Linked DNA regions of Homo sapiens: region 2 is linked to region 1. A link is a loop called in an ENCODE intact Hi-C map of the cell type or tissue named here. Cell type or tissue: PC-3. All regions are shown on one strand.

The links. Hi-C counts contacts between places; a loop is a spot of excess contacts. Peaks named below come from ENCODE experiments on the same cell type or tissue, not always from the same donor. Only the 100,000 strongest peaks of a DNase experiment are listed, where the experiment ranks them.
Region 2: it touches region 1 in a loop (2.8-fold over the local background); 3 of 110 quality-filtered maps call a loop at or near these places.

Annotation. Positions count from the first base shown.
Region 1 is chr3:30,464,330-30,472,329 of GRCh38, forward strand. It overlaps LOC101927995 (a long non-coding RNA gene), which reads left to right. Exons shown (of 5, transcript XR_007095856.1): 5 at 4,704-5,051. It overlaps LOC105377013 (a long non-coding RNA gene), which reads right to left and starts at 2,843. Exons shown (of 4, transcript XR_940683.2): 1 at 2,784-2,843. In PC-3, no CTCF peak of the experiment used is centred here; no DNase peak of the experiment used is centred here; H3K27ac peaks cover 508 bases.
Region 2 is chr3:30,352,855-30,360,854 of GRCh38, forward strand. It overlaps a transcript of LOC101927995 not described here. Among named protein-coding and RNA genes, the nearest start is that of LINC01985, 160 kb to the right of the region's middle. RefSeq lists a silencer at 2,143-2,437. In PC-3, no CTCF peak of the experiment used is centred here; DNase peaks (open chromatin) are centred at 1,397, 2,377, 4,697, 6,207 and 1 weaker place; H3K4me3 peaks cover 1,089 bases; H3K27ac peaks cover 6,267 bases.

The DNA of each region.
Region 1 (8,000 bases):
TTGATGAAATTCCTCAGCTTTTGTTTGTCTGGGGATGTCTTTATTACTTCTTCATGATTAAAAAATATTTTCACAAGATACACTATGCTAGGGTAAGTTATTTATTTTTCCTTCAGCACTTTAAATATATCTTGTCACTCTCTCCTGGCCTGTAAAATTTCCAGAGAAAAGTCTGCTACCAGACATACTGGAGCTCCATTATTTATTATTTGTTTCCTTTCTATTACTGCTTTTAGGATTCTTTCTTTATCCTTGATCTTTGGGAGTTTTATTATTGAATGCCTTGAGGTAGTCTGCTTTGTGTTAAATCTCCTCAGTGTTCTAGAACCTACTTTTACTTGGATATTGATATCTTCCTCTAGGCTTAGGAAGTTCTCTGCCATTATCCCTTTTAATAAATTTTCTACCCTTATCTGTTTCTCTACCTCCTCTTTAAGGCCAACAACTCTTGGATTTAACCTTTAGAGCCTATTTTCTAGATTCTGTAGACATGCTTCATTGTTTTCTTTCATCTCCTCTGTATATTTTCAAATAGACTGTCTTCAAGCTCACCTATTCTTTCTTCTGCTTGATATATTCTGCTGTGAAAGGACTCTGATGGATTTTTCAGTATGCCAATTGCATTTTTCACCTCCAGAATTTCTGATTGATTCTTTTTAAATGTTTCAATCTCTTTGTTAAACTCATCTGATATAATTCTGAATTCTTTCATTGTTATCTTGAATTTCTTTGAGTTTCCTCAACACAGCTATTTTGAATTCTCTAACTGAAAAGTCACATATTTCTGTTCCTCCAGGGTTGATTTCTGGTGCATTATTTATTTCACTTAGTAAGGTCATGTTTTCCAGGATGGTGTTGATGCTAGTAGATGTTCTCTGGTGTCTGGGCACTGAAGAGTTAGGGCATTTATCGTAGTCTTCACTGCCTGGGCTTATTTGTAGCCATCCTTCTTGGGAAGGCTTTCCAGATATTTGAAAGGACTTCGATATCGTAATCTAAGATGTTTCTACTTTATGGGGCACCCCAAGCTCAGTAATGTCCTAGTTCTTGTAGACTTGTAGAGGAATCACCTTGATAGTCTTGGACAAGATCCGACAGAATTCTTTGGATTACCAGGCAGAGACTCTTCTCTTCCCTTACTTTCTCCCAAACATACAGTCTCTCTCTCTTTTCTTGAAAACCTACATCTGGGGGTGGAGTGACACAAGTGGCCACCATCACTATGACTGACTGACCTGAAACCAGCACAGAGCTCGGTCTTGCCCAAGGCCTGCTGTAACCACTCCCTGGCTATTGCCAATGTTTGCTACAGGCCCTGGGTCTCTACGATCAGCAGGTGGCAAGGCCAGCCAGGCCTGTGTTCTTCCCTTCAGGGTGGCAAGCTCCTGCTGGCCCTGAGTGGGTCTAGAAGTACCCTCTGGGAGTCAAGGACAAAAGTCAAAAACTTTAGAAGTATACCTGGTATTATATTGTATTGCAGCTAAACTGGCACTCAAACCAGGAGATGTAGCCATTTCCACTCTTCTCTCCCCTTTCCAAAGGCAAAGGAGACTCACCCCATAGCCAACACTGCCTCTGGCCAGGAGTACTGCCAGACTGCCACTGATGTTCCCTTAAAGCCCAAGGTCTCTTAAGTCAGTTTGTGGTAAATGCTGTCTGGCCTGGGACTTATACTTTAGGGCAGTGGGTGCCCCTCTGACCCAAGGCAGGTCAAGAAATGCCATCCAAGGGTCAAGTCCTGGAATCAGGAACCCCAAGAGCCCGCTTGGTGCTCTACCTACCTGTGGCAGTCTTGGTACCTAAGGTGCAAGACAAAGTCCCCTTTTCTTTTCTCTCTGCTTTTCTCAAGCATAAAGACTTTTGCACCATAGCCACCATGGCTGGTAATGTGCTGAGTCTCACCTGAAGCCAGCAAGTCTCAGAGGCTCACCAAGTCCCTCAGTGTAGTACCTGGGTATTGCTGCTCGTTACTCAGGGCCCAAGCGCTCTTTAGTTAGCAGCATAACCCAGGGGGTTCAAGGCAGCAGATTCCCTTCTGAACTAGGGTGTTTCTAGAAATGCCATCTGGGAGCTAGGGCCTGGAATGGAGGCCTCATGACTCCGACCAGTACATTATCCTGCTGTGGCTGAGCTGTTTCCAGGAGGCAAGACAAAGTCCTCCCTATTCTTCCCTCTCCTCTCATCAAGCTGAAGGAAGGAGTCTCTTTTGGAGCTACCAGCTGTGCAGCCTAGGATTAGGAAAGGGGTGATGCCAGCACTCCTTTGGGCTTCCCCAGCTGGTGTCTTAGTATGTTGTGTGCCCCCAAAAGTCCACTCTCTCTGGGCATAGTTCAGCCCTACAACTTGCCTAAGATTTGCAGGTCTTACGACCTAGACTACCTTTCAAGTTTACTTGGAGACTGAGAGCACTTTGGCTGTTGATGGTCAGGTTTGTGGGCACTCAAGATTAGACCTCTGGAATCTGCGATTCCCCTCTGTCTAGGGCTGGTTGAAATCCTCCCTCTGTGGGTGGGAGTCAACTGAATTTGCTCTGGTTTTCCTTTCTGCTGTAACAGAAACAGCGCTGAGTTCAATGCCTCACAATTGCTGGGTTCTCCCTTCCCCAGTGCCCAGAGAGGCTCCCTACACCATGCTGCTGAGGCGGGGCGTCGGGGGTGGGGGGTTAGGGAGTGTGGGGGTGTTGATAGGGGAGGTGTAGCATCAGCAATTCAGGTTGTTTTTTCTAACTCTTCAGTGCCTCCTTTAGCGATAGTAAGTTAAAACCAGGTATTATGAGTGCTCACCTGATTTTTGGTTCTCGTGAAGGTGTTTTTTCCATATGGATAGTTGTTAACTTAGTGTCCTTGCAGGAGAGATGATTGGAGGAGCTTTCTATTTTACCATTTTGTTCTGCCACTCCAACTACCAAAAGAAATATTTTTATTTGATCAGAGACAGTGACTTGAGCTGCAAGGATATCTTCAAAGAAAGAGAGGTAAAATTTCAGAGAGTAAATAAAATGACTTCTCCACAAGGATTCAAGACCCAAGAAAACATAGTCATGCATAGGAGGCTGAGGCAAAAGAATCGCTTGAACCCGGGAGGCGGAGGTTGCAGTAAGCCGAGATCACACCATTGCACTCCAGCCTGGGCAACAAGAGCGAAACTCCATTTCAAAAAAAATTAAAAAAAAAAACATAGTCATACACTGCATAACAACATTTCAGTCAACTATGAACTCCATATACGACAGTAATCTCATAAGATTATAATGGAGCTGCCTTGTAGAAGTCTACCATTTTATACCATAGCTTTACCTTTTCTATGATTAGATATATATAGATACACATTTTTTTTACTATCGTGTTACAATTGCCTACAATATTCAGTACAGTAACATGCTGTATAGGCTTGTAGCCTAGGAACAATAGGCCATATCATATAGCTTAAGTGTTTTTGCTCAAGGACAGAATGACTTAACAGCATATTTCTCAGAAGATATCCTCATTCCTAAGCAATGCATGTCTATGCTTGGAAGTGCTTTTTAAAAGCTACAGATAGAATATCTACTATGCAAGTTTACAAAGAACTGTGTCTATGAAAATGGGGCCAGAAGAACCAAGGAGCTGCAGAAAATGTAGACTAATCTGTAAAGATCAACAAAAGTTATGTCAAGTGTAAATAGACAAGTTTTAATACACCACAGTTATTTTATTATAAGTGGGTTATAGGTATTGACTGATGTCTGAAGGAAATTCCTGAGAAGTTTATGGAATGAGAACTCCTAGGGACTAAGGGTGACCATATAATTTATTATCCAAACTGGGACACTTTTGAGACTGAAAAGGGGAATTATTAATAATGTATTAATTTCCTAGGACTGCAGTAAATAATTACCACAAATTTGGTGACTTATAATTACATAAATTTGTTTTCTTATTGTTCTGGAAGCTACAAGTCTGAAATACAAATGTCAGCAGGTCTGTTCCTGCTCTGTAGTCTCTGGAGAAGAATTCATTCTTTCCTTTTCCTACTTTCTGGTAACTCCCAGCAATCCTAGATATTCTTTGGCTTGTGTTATTAGATATTCTTCGGATATTCTTTAGCTTGTATTAATAGCTGTATCACTTCAATTTCTGTCTTTCTATTCACATGGACTTCTATGTCTCTGTGTCTTCCCTTTATCTCTCTTATAAGGACACTCATCATTGAATTTACAGTTTACTCCACCCTAATACAGGTTGGTCTCATCTTGGGATCTTTACCTTGATTACATCTGCAAATACCCTTATTTCAAATAAGGTCACATTATGTAGTTCTCAGTGGGCATATCTCTTTTTGGGGGGGACACTATTCAACCCACTACAAATAATTTCACCATGACAATAGGACTGTCCTGGGAAAACCAGGGAAATAATAATAGACCTAAAGAGAAAGTACAAGAAAGATAAGAACTACTTAAAAATAACGAATGACAGGACAATGATCGAACAGGCCCAGTCCTATGTTGGAGGCTAGTTGAATGGAGATTTTTTCTGAGTGAGAGTTCCTTACTACTTTGTTATAGATGCTGGTAACACAGTTGTTATATATTTGTAAAAATTCAGTGAACTATATGTGTATACTGTTTTCTGAATCTGTAACTCTACTTTTACTCTTTTTTTAAAGGCTCATACGTTTGTTTTTCTAACATATCTTCCTATATTATTTTCTTACTCATAAAGGTGAAGGAAGACAAGATTTTCTTGAACAATGGATGCATTTGGCGGACCAAATCTCAATATCTTCAGATCTCTAACATTGGTTGGTACTACATGGGGATACATTGGAAATAAGGCATCAATTCTGGGAAAACATTTTGCTCAGAAAACTGAAACTCACTCTTAAGTAGATTATCTCAAAAGCAAGGCTTTTGGAAATCTCATTGTGGTTATAGATGCAAATTTAAAGCTAATGTTTTATCTACCAAATATAAAGCTCATGTTTTATCATCATTAGTCTGATTCATGTATCTATTCCTCAAATACCCCAAACTTGGCAGGGTTGGAGAGGAACATTATTAACTGGAAAGAAAGATGGGAAGCACATGAGAGAAGATCTTAAATTACAAATTATAATGACTGAGACATTTTTAGAAGGTTTATAAGACTATTTGAGGGCAGAAGAGGATACTGTTGTGCAGTAGGCCTTCCCCTTCAAATCCCTGGTTCTAGGTAGAACAATTTATACCTCAGATTTTCATCTGTGCCTAAGGCATAGATAGTGGGTATGTAGGCAATTCAATAGTCATCCTACTCTCATGGGTTCAGAGGCAGGTGGCTTCACTACATTTCATGACAAAGGAGGCTATGTTGAGTTTAATACTTTGGTTCTGAGACATCATATGTAAATTTTATTCCTCAAAAAACATTTTGAAATTTTTTTTCTAGTCTTTTTCTCATTCAGTTTTGTTATTTACTTCCAAGTTGAGGAAAGTTTTTGAAAGGCTATTGGAAATTAATAGAGAATTAAGCATTATTACTAATTTAAGTAAATAAATGTCACTGGTATTCTCTTCTGACCTGGAGAGAATAGCAATGACATTTATTTATTTAAATACCAATAACATTTATTTATTTAAATTGGTAAGGATACAAACCATTTGTTGTATTATTTTACAAAAAATAAATCAGAATTGTCACAATTTTATTTAAGATCTGATTCCTCTAACTCTGTCCCCACCCAACCTCTCTCTCACATTATTCCCCATAAAGAAGAATTTCCACCCTTAAATCTCCTACCAATGAGACTTCACACCCTTGCTGTTGGGAACACATATTGTACCCTGGTTATCATCTCATGTCTTTGTACTTGCTTGTCCCCAGCACGGGGTAGTCCTGGCCCAAATCTTCACATTGTTGGCTCTTCTATAGCATTCTATTATCCTGTTTAATTTTCTTTACAGCATATGAAATTTTCTTATTTCATCATTTGTTCACTTATTTGTGTTAGAAAAACTGCATGAGAGAAGGTACATCAATATATGTCCAGCCCAGAGGAGTGATTGGTAAATATATGATAAATGAATGTCCTCAGAACAAGAAAATAAAATTTTTTTTCTACCTTTTTTTTTTCAGTTCAAGATTATAGCTCAGTGGCTAAAGAAGAAAAACTCCAGTGTTTTCCCACCTATAAATTAGCTTATGAGGTAATCGGAAAAAGACAAGACTTAAGAATAAAATAATAAAGACTACAAGGCAAAGATTTCTAATACCTAAAAAGAGGAACAAAGAATATATGTTGATGAAGAAATTCATCTATAGACATATCAGGTTGAACTCGAGTAGGAGAAATTCTCATTTTCAAGGAAGGTCACAGAAGTGGAAAACACTTACTTTGAACTACTAATCCTGGAATTTCAGGCAAAATGCAATACAATTTAAGTTATTGAGTCAGAGAGAAATGGGCAGAAGGAATGGAATTCTCTTAAGAAAAAGAATTTAGTGCTGGGATTGTTCTTACAGTAGAAAATGCTGTGCATGTTTGCAAATCAGGAAATGAATGAGAATTCAGTTTTTCAGAACCTTCCTTACAAGGGGTTCTTACATGAGAAATTCCTAATGTTATTTTTAATAAGTGGTTATAATATAATAATGGTAATAACAATGATGAGTAATTACAATAGCAACTGTTCAATTTTTATGTAAAAGTATTTTAAAAGAGAGAAACTTAGATGAGTTTTTTTCCAACCCACTACAGATTAAATAGATCTTATCTCAGTTGAAAAAAATCACTTTAGAAAAAATGTCATCAACTTTTGCATCTCTTTGGCAGATAAACTCTACAATTCCCTTTATAACCTCACACATCTGTCCATGAGGGGTGTACACACAGTTGGACCTTTTCCACACTTTCTGATTTGGGAAATGTCTAGAGAAGTTCCTTTGCATGCTCAGGAATGCACTGACTGAAGAAACAGCACACTTACTGCTGGCAAGACTCTGAAATAATGGGTATCGTGGCATGGTTTGGGAAAGTTGCTTGCCATGGAATGTGTGGTTCAGGCAAATCGTTTATCATAACTTGCAACCCCTGTTCACCTTCCAACTGTCCCTTAATCAGACCTGTTTGTCCAGAATAGTGGTAAAGTGGTGGTTTGGAACCAGACAGTCCTAGTCTCAAATAAGACACACTGCATTTCAGAATATCAGTCTGTCTATGTGTGGAGTGAGGAAAATAGTCCATCAAGGTTATAATACATATAAATCTTCTTGTTCATAGTTGATTTTCAATAAATATTACCCATTGTCATAAACTTCTAATGGAAACAGTACAAGAATGAAATCATAGTTCTCTTATCCATTTCCTTTGGGTGACCGTTTATGTTTTCTCTAATAAATTGCCAGAAAATCCCATTTTTAAAAAATGACAGACGGTCTGTTCTTTTGTAAATCACTGGTTATGAAGACTGAGTCAATTGGCTGCCTTACTCTTCTCTCCTCATTGTCCCAGAAAAGAGATGCCTATGTTTTCAGCCCCAGTGGATTCCCAAATCTCAGGCCCCCAACCCCCAAAAATAAAACAAAGACAAAGACATGAAATGTATAACCAAGAATGTTTAGAAATCCTTCTTTCAAAATCATTGCTAATGACTTGATAATTACTCCAAGGGTTTGTCAAGCATGCATCACATGTGTTCACATTTGGGAACTGATTATTTCAAAATCATCTTATTTTGCTTTAGTGTTTCAGCTCCTTCAGATGTCTGCTGAAGATTTACTGAAGAAATACAAATTGGTGGCATGTTGATTAGTCAATTATGTTACATACTAGCCATTCATATGAAGAGTGTGAAGGAAGAGTGTGGCAGGAAGATTTCCTCAAACAATACTCAGAAATGTGGAAGGTTTAATATAGTGATACTAAGGCCACAGTTCACTGTATCTTTGAATAGCACTCCTTAAAATACAATGCTCTCTCACATGTCATTCATGATTCCACTAGTGCTAATAATTACACTGTGATGGAGTTATTATCAGCAC
Region 2 (8,000 bases), 110 kb before region 1:
CAGCAGATGCAAACATTCAGGCAGGATGCCTCAAAAAAGTGTGTATGAGAAACTGTTACCATGGGAGTGAGGAAGGAAGAATTTGGCTCCTTCCCATCTCCTGTTTCATTGGTCCAAGTTTGCCCCATTAGAAGTTAACTTCTCTGTGCTTCTAAGTTGTATGATCCGGTCCTTTTGATTATGCCAGATTCCCTGGCCCAAAGTGCCTTTTTTGACTCTACTTTAAAAATGGGAGTAAAAGACAGAAATTCCAGGTGTCTGACTGGTAGGACTATTTGCACAGTGGCAGCCAAGAACAGTGCCAGTGAATGCTTGACCCCAGGTGGTAGAAATTACCATGGACACATCTAAATGGAATCAGTCAGCAAATGAAGTTCAGGGGTAGTTTTATTGAGGAAGTCCAAGGCAGGGGTCAGCCAGTCACAGCCCTCAGATCTGATCTAGCATGCCTCCTGTTTTTGTGTACCCCATGAGCTAAGAATAACTTTACACTTTTAAAGGGCCAAAAAAATCCAAAGAAGAATAATATTTTTTTTATTATGTTAAAGTCGGGCCTGGTTTTTTTTTTATTATTATACTTTAAGTTCTAGGGTACATGTGCACAACATGCAGGTTTGTTCATAGGTATACATGTGCCATGTTGGTTTGCTGCACCCATCAACTCGTCATTTACATTAGGTATTTAGAAGAATAATATTTTATGATACATACAAATTATATAAAATTCTAGTAAACCAGTGTCCATAAATAAAGTTTTATTGGAACACAGCCGTGCTCATTCATATATGTAGTGTCTGTGGCTGCTCTCAAGCCACAGAGCTGAGTAGCCCCAGAAGAGACCAGAGACCATATGGCCTGCAAAACATAGAATATTTAGGAGCAAGTCTTTTACAGAAAAAGCTTGCCAACCTTTGGCCTAAGGAATCCTAATAAGTGTATCTGAATCAAGAAGCAAAATGAAACATTCTCAGCAAAAATACAACAGGACTATATCACTTGAGAATTATGTTAAAAGCTGTAATTTTCACATGCCTACACATGCCTGCATAACTGTAAATGTGATCACACTCACAGGTTTATCCCTCTGAAGAGCCTTCCATGGTTACAGTTCCATGATCTATTTATAGAATCACCTACAAAAAGGCAAAATCACTTTTATGGCTTTAATCCCAATAGCAATAGTGCAACTCTATTCCCAGATGAAAATAATCTCAGAGCACTATTCTTGTATACAACAGGGCAAGAAAGAGAGTTAATATTATTGGTTTATTAAATATCAAATTCAAGTCATAAGTTTTGAATTTTAAAAACCTACTTGGGGAAAAATACACACACACAGAGAAACCACAGCCCTGAGCCTCTTCCTGACATGTGCATTAGCAGGTATACCACTTCCTGTGGTTATCATTTGAGGTGAGTTAAAGGTCCACAGTGTACCAGCTCTGTGCAAGATGAAGGATGCAGAGCCATGCTCATAATAGGCCCAGTTTTGTTGACAGCTAGAACCAGGAGGCAGTCCCTGTGACTGACTATATTAAGAACTCTGTGCAAAGAAATTTAGAGGATCTCTTTTATTTTGGGATTAACTACGTTCTGTTTATTCATTCACTCCAAAAGCACCCACTGTGATCCTGTTATGTACTAGGCACTAGGTGAGATGCTAAAGATTCTTACACAAATAGGACACAGTTCCTGCCTTGGCACTCAGATATTATCAAGAAACACCCCAGCCCCCATTGCCTGGACACTGTAAACTATGTATTCCCTCCAAGAATAGTCCTCTCTGGGGACCAAACCTCCCAGTGGAAAAGCATCAAACTATTCTTGGCTTCACTTCCCAAGGCCAGCCTGACCTTTCACGGCAACTAGAGAGCATGAGTTGCCAGAGTCATGAAAGTCTCTCCCAGTCTATGTGCCCCTGAGCCAGGCTTGTGCAGGGGCTGTTTTCCTAAGAGGGAGCTCAGCCCAGGCTCCCAGGGTTCCAGGAGGCCTCCACTGCAGTTATTGAGGTAGTCAGTTGGCCTTTCAGCAGCAGATCTACTTTCTGAGAACCAATTGTTCTTTCAGCACTTCAAAAAGGAGGTTTTGCTTGGGAGTCTTTAAGCACTTGGAGATAGGAAGCTGGAGTTTAATTTTTTTATGTGCTTTATGAGCAGCGAGGACTGAGAGGGATTCGCTTTAACTTGACTAGGCGTGGGGAGGGGTCTCTTTGAAACAGCCACTTGACAGCAGCCGTGTATACGATTAAATGTTCTCAGTAGAGAATCCCAAGGAACAATGGTTTTGAATGTAGTTACATATGAGGCAGCACGGTGTGGTGGAACACACAATAAACGCTAAATGCTCTTTGATTACTTTCCATCATTCTTGGCCATGCTCCAAGTGAAATGTGAATCTTTATTTGCACAGCTCTGTTCTAAAGGTTCATGAGAGCTGTGTGTAGGTCTTGGTGAACTGGAGTAAGATTTATTTCATCTGGTATCCTTTAAAACACTGAAAGCATTTTATCTTATTATAAGAATTTCACAAAGATATGATGGTAAGGGAGAGCACTTGATGGTATTGAAGACGTTTATCAATTATTTCTAGCAAACAAATCCTATCTTCAGTCATTTGCCAGTGTCTTAGGTGTAACTGGATAAGTCTGGGCCACCCTGGGCTTTAGTGTTGCTATTTCTAAAATGACAAGGAAGGACAAGCTGCCCCTTCATAAATTTCTGCATGCTAGAAGAATGCCTGGTATAGAGCAAGCACTCACCTATTAAATTTAATGTATTACTTGGACCTGAACTTAATCCAGCTCTAAAGGTTTATAAGTGGACATTTATTTGTGTCCGGAATAACTGAGGTGAAGCTAGATTGTTCCTTTCATTGATCATGGTGCATGGCTGGCATTACTCAACTCTTCTTTTCTGCTTCTCTGACTTCCTTATCCTTTGTGGTCTACTGTAGTTCCAGCTCACTAGGCTTCTGACCCATACCAGATGCAGAACTTCAGACAAGGCTACAATCTTAAGCCCAAAGAAAGTGTTTTAAGGAAAACATTCCCTGATGTTTTATAAAGAACCTGTACACATTCCACACCCTGCTGAGCAGAGCTTTTGTTGCACAAAGTGCTGGCAGCAAGGATGATCCTGAGAGGAGATTTGAAGTAGTGTCTCTCTCCTAGCAGCAATGTGCCTAGGAGAGGTAGGAACAAGGACTTCAAGGGCACTTCCAGGGAGAATGGTTACATAAAAACCTCAAAGTCTTTACGTCAGATTCATATTTTGCACCAAGGTGCAGGCTCTGATACTTTAAGAAAAAAAATTATGCGTAGTCAAAATTACCTAACAAAATATCCCAATTTCTGAATAGCTTTCAGTATCTTTCTAAGATAGCTCCATCTCTGACCTCCCTTTTTCCCCAGCATTAAAAAAATCATGCTTTCTTTAGCTGAGTACCAGAAAAGAGATTGTCAGCTTGCATTTATGGGCCATGTTATATATAAATATGTATATTATTTTAAAAATTAGAATCATAATTAGTACATCAAAATGTTCACACTATGGGAAATATGCTCACCCTAAAGCTTATACTTATTCACTGGAATGACAGGAGAAAACTAAGTTGACTTTCTCATTTGCTTTTTCTTTGCTGACCTCTAATAGCTGGGTTTTTGCGTTAAATGTTCACATTATGGAACTTCACTGTACCTACAGTAAACCCAATGTCCAACCTAACCAGGTCAGAACAACGAGCCAAATGGAAGGGACTGTGCCCAGTGGAGCTCTTTAGACCCTGAGACGAGGCAGAACCTCACAGTACAGCAGGTTCCAAGTCTCAGAGAAAGAAGAGTGTTCAGACAAGAGACAATCAGTCAGCATCTGGCTTGGGCATATGGCTCAAGGGGGTACAGATATCCACCTCAGAGAGTCCTGGCACTGGGTGTTTGATACTGTGACACTAGGTCTATATTTGAGCAGGAGGGTCACCAACCCCAGAGGACATTGTATACTAGAGCTAGGCAGGCCCCTGTGGGTTAACAGAACATCTTTAAATGAATTAGAATGAGGCAGTCCTTTGGCAGACACAGTCCTGCTACAAGGGGGCACAGCTTGGTAGCAGCATGTGGGTTGGATTCCTGCCTCCACTTGCCCACTTGGCCCAGTGCCTTTATAGAATGCTCAAACTGTACAGCACTACACAGAGGGCCTGACAAGATCAGCACAGAACGGGGAGTAATGGTCAAAGCCTGTTTTAATTTTCCTACTTGGCAAAGCTGGATTGGTCTTAGAGCTTGGGTCATCTGGGCACGTGGGGGCTGTAGAACTCTAAGCCAGCCAGCCAGGCTTCTCATGTGTGATGGGCTCGAGAACAATCCTTTAATCCCACCAAAAATCCCTGCAACAAGAAACACTGATTCTCCTTTTATTTAATTAAAGGACTGTTTTCTCATGAGTATTCTGCCTGATTTATGAATACCTATTGTTCAAAATGTAATTGCATATTCAGCACTGCTCAATGGAACGGGGACCGTTTGAGCTTATACTGTTTGCTTTACATTTTTAAAATCCTTTGTTTAGATGTGTATGATTCATTTCATTACGATGCACAAAATCAAGGCATTCCAGAAGGCATTCTATGGATACCCATAATTTTTAATCTTTGTCAAGATGTGCCAAGCCAGCCAGAACACAGCAAGGCTGACACAAAAGCCTTGAAATTTGAACAGACACTCAGGCAGTTGCCTTATGACTAAGTGAGGATGGGTCTCCAATTGCCCACAGCCTTCAGACATTTACCCAAAGAGAAGCAGATCTATTTTGAATGAATAGATCAGCACTGATTCATACCTTCAAACATTATTACACAATAGCAAACAGATACCTAAAAAAAAAATCTTGATGTCTTCCAGATACTCAGATATGTTTTAGAGTAAATTTTGCTGGTTTGCGAGAAAATTCTGCAGACAATGTCATGGGACCAGATCATTTCATTGGCTTTCACTAGGGCATTGGGAAGTGAATCTGTGAAATGCAGACATGGGTGAGTTCAAATAAAAGTTGTAGAGTCATAGCTTAATATTCAATATCACTCCATCTTCTTATCCTAACTCCGACATGATTTCTAATACTGTCCCTCGTTAAATCCCTAATACCCTGACATTTCAGCCAAAAGGAACTACTTACTCATTCTCCCCCACATGTAACCAGGGTGTCCCACACCCATGCTTTTGCCCATGTTATTTTCTTCTGCTCCATCTCAGTTCCCAAGGCAACTAGAGTGACAAAAATACCCAGGAGGCTAAGACTTAATTTACAATTGTAACACTACATTTAATAGTCATGAAGTAAGAATATTGGCCACACCTTAGCAACAACATAATCCTTTTATGTTGAGAGAGCCACAACATTCTTTTATTTTCTCTCAGCCAGTCATCCATAAATATTTATATAATACCTATTATATGCTAGGCACTGTTCTAGATACTGGAGACATAACAGTAAACAAAACCTAAAACCTCTTTATTCATAAAGGGTCCTAAATATCTCTTATTGTTTTACTGTGATAAGTACATCTGGTTTCCCATTTAACAGTAAAAAACACATAAAAATATGCAATTAACCTGAAATTACTCAATTAACACCCAGAAACTATTTGTAGTTGCCCTTTTGTTCACTATGTCTTTTTTAGAGGAGGAAATTTGTAGAATATTGTTCAAAGTTCTAATGCAATAGTTAACATTGCTTCCCATTGTCTGTAGGATAAACAGTTGCATTATTTTTAATTTAAAAACATGTTTTGATTTAAAAACTGAGTTTTTGAATATTTTTATCTATTCTTTTTCAAAATAAGGTCTTCTTGTTTGTTTTTTATTATAGCAGACATACAGAAAGTTACAGAAAACATAACTGTGCAGTTCAACGAACTATACAATGAATTTTTCAAAGCAAACACTCGCGTTACTACGACTCAGATCTAGAAAGACAATATTACCCAAACCTCCAGAAGTCCTGCTAGTATCTTTACCAGTCAAAGTACCTCAAAGTTACCCATGATCTAACTTTTTTTTTGGAGATTTAAGAGTTTTTTAAAATTAGCTCTATGAAATTGCTGAAGTTATAAATCAATTACTTTTTACTTGATGAATTTGGTAACTCTTTTGACAGACAGGAATCATGCCATTGACATTGCTCATAATATTAAACAAATGTAAGTCCATAAAATTCGTCATCTCCCCAGCATCTACTAGGTGTATGTTTTAGGTACAGGGATACGGCACATACTGCCTTACCAGACTTCTTTGTTATAATTATGAACCATATCAGTGATTCTCAACTCGAGCTAAATTTGCCACCCATGCCCCAGAGGACATATGCCAATGAACCATGATCTAATTTCTAACACAGTTAAATTGTACTTGGTTTTGAACTTTATATAAATGAAATTTTAAAATCTGTATTCTTCCATGTCTGGCTTCTTTTTTTCACTCAACATTATGTCTGTGAGATTTGTCTGTATTGTGGTGTGTACAATGAATATACTATAATTGATTTCTTTATTCTACTATTAATAAAATTTTCTGGTTCACCATAACAGTGATCATATAAAATTTCTCCTTTCAAATTCAATATCTACATACCGACCAGTTTTTATTGTTCTATTTACATTCTGATTTCCTGATTACTTCAATTAAAAAGATAAGTCTTTTGACTTGGATCTGTATTGCATGCCTTTGTACTTATAAAAGTATGCTCTGTGTGTGTGTGTGTGTGTGTGTGTGTGTGTGTGTGTGTGTGTGTGTTGTATTTTAACTACCCTAGATAAGGTACTTTACCAACCATCTTCTCTAAATGTAGTAAATTCTTCATCATATCATCAAATGCTTCTCAAAAGTCTCTTTACATGCCACATGTAAATAGTTCAGATTGATTAGAAATATGTTTCCACATGAAAGGGTGGTTATTTGTGGATATTTGTGGTTTCCAAATATCGTCTATTCTTGTCCACCCTTCAACAGACCTCCTGATTTTGTTGAGGCTGATCGCTAATCTTACATGTGTTTTGTCTTTTCATAATATTACCACCTATGGATGAGCTTTTGTTCAATGTCTTTTTACCAGATCAGCACTCAACAGAAGACAAAAAATGTCAACCTCCACAGGTTAATAATCAAACACATGATGGCTCTTAACCAGCCGTGCTTACCAAAGGCCACCAAAAGTGGATTTATAGTATCTGTTAATAAAGAAGTTGGTCATTACTTCATGCTGTCTTCCTTATAATAAAGCACCCCAAGGAGAAATCCCTATCAGAGCTTTGCTCCTAAACCAGCTGTACTTCTCCTGAAAAATTTGTCTGTTTTTATCTTAAGGAGGTATAATGTTCAAATATGGATTTCAGAACACTCAAAGGCAAAATTGTGACCCATGCTGACTTCTGTGGTTTTCATCTCATCCCTTCTACCCTTAAACCTAATCTTGTTTTTTACTCTTCTTTTGCTTATTTTTAACCTTCAATATTGTTGCGGCATTGTTACCTGAAATAATGTCCAGAATAAGGCAGAATGTAAAGAGGCTGAGAGGTGAGTTCCCCCTCTAGTACTGGTTTGGTTATTGAGTGTTCTTTCAATTCAGAAACACCATTATTTTAATCAGGATCCCCAAGTGAGGGTGGAGAAGTCATATTTTATTTGCCAAATTTATCATGGCTATTTGAATTTAAAAGACACTATAATTGGTTCTCAAATTTATCTCTTTTTTTTTGCTTAAAAATTATATTTTCTTCTTTTAGGGATAATTTCAATAATTTGGCAGACAATTACTGAAAAGTATTTTTCCTTTAACATTTATAGCTATCATTCCATATTATTTTTTGATACATAAAGACATCTAAGATATTCTATTTTATAACATAAGAAATATTGGAGCTTACATTTGTATTGCCTTGAATAAAAAATAAAGTATCTATAGAAGGATTCAAAAGTCACTAATAACAAGGGTTACCTGTTTGTGGGT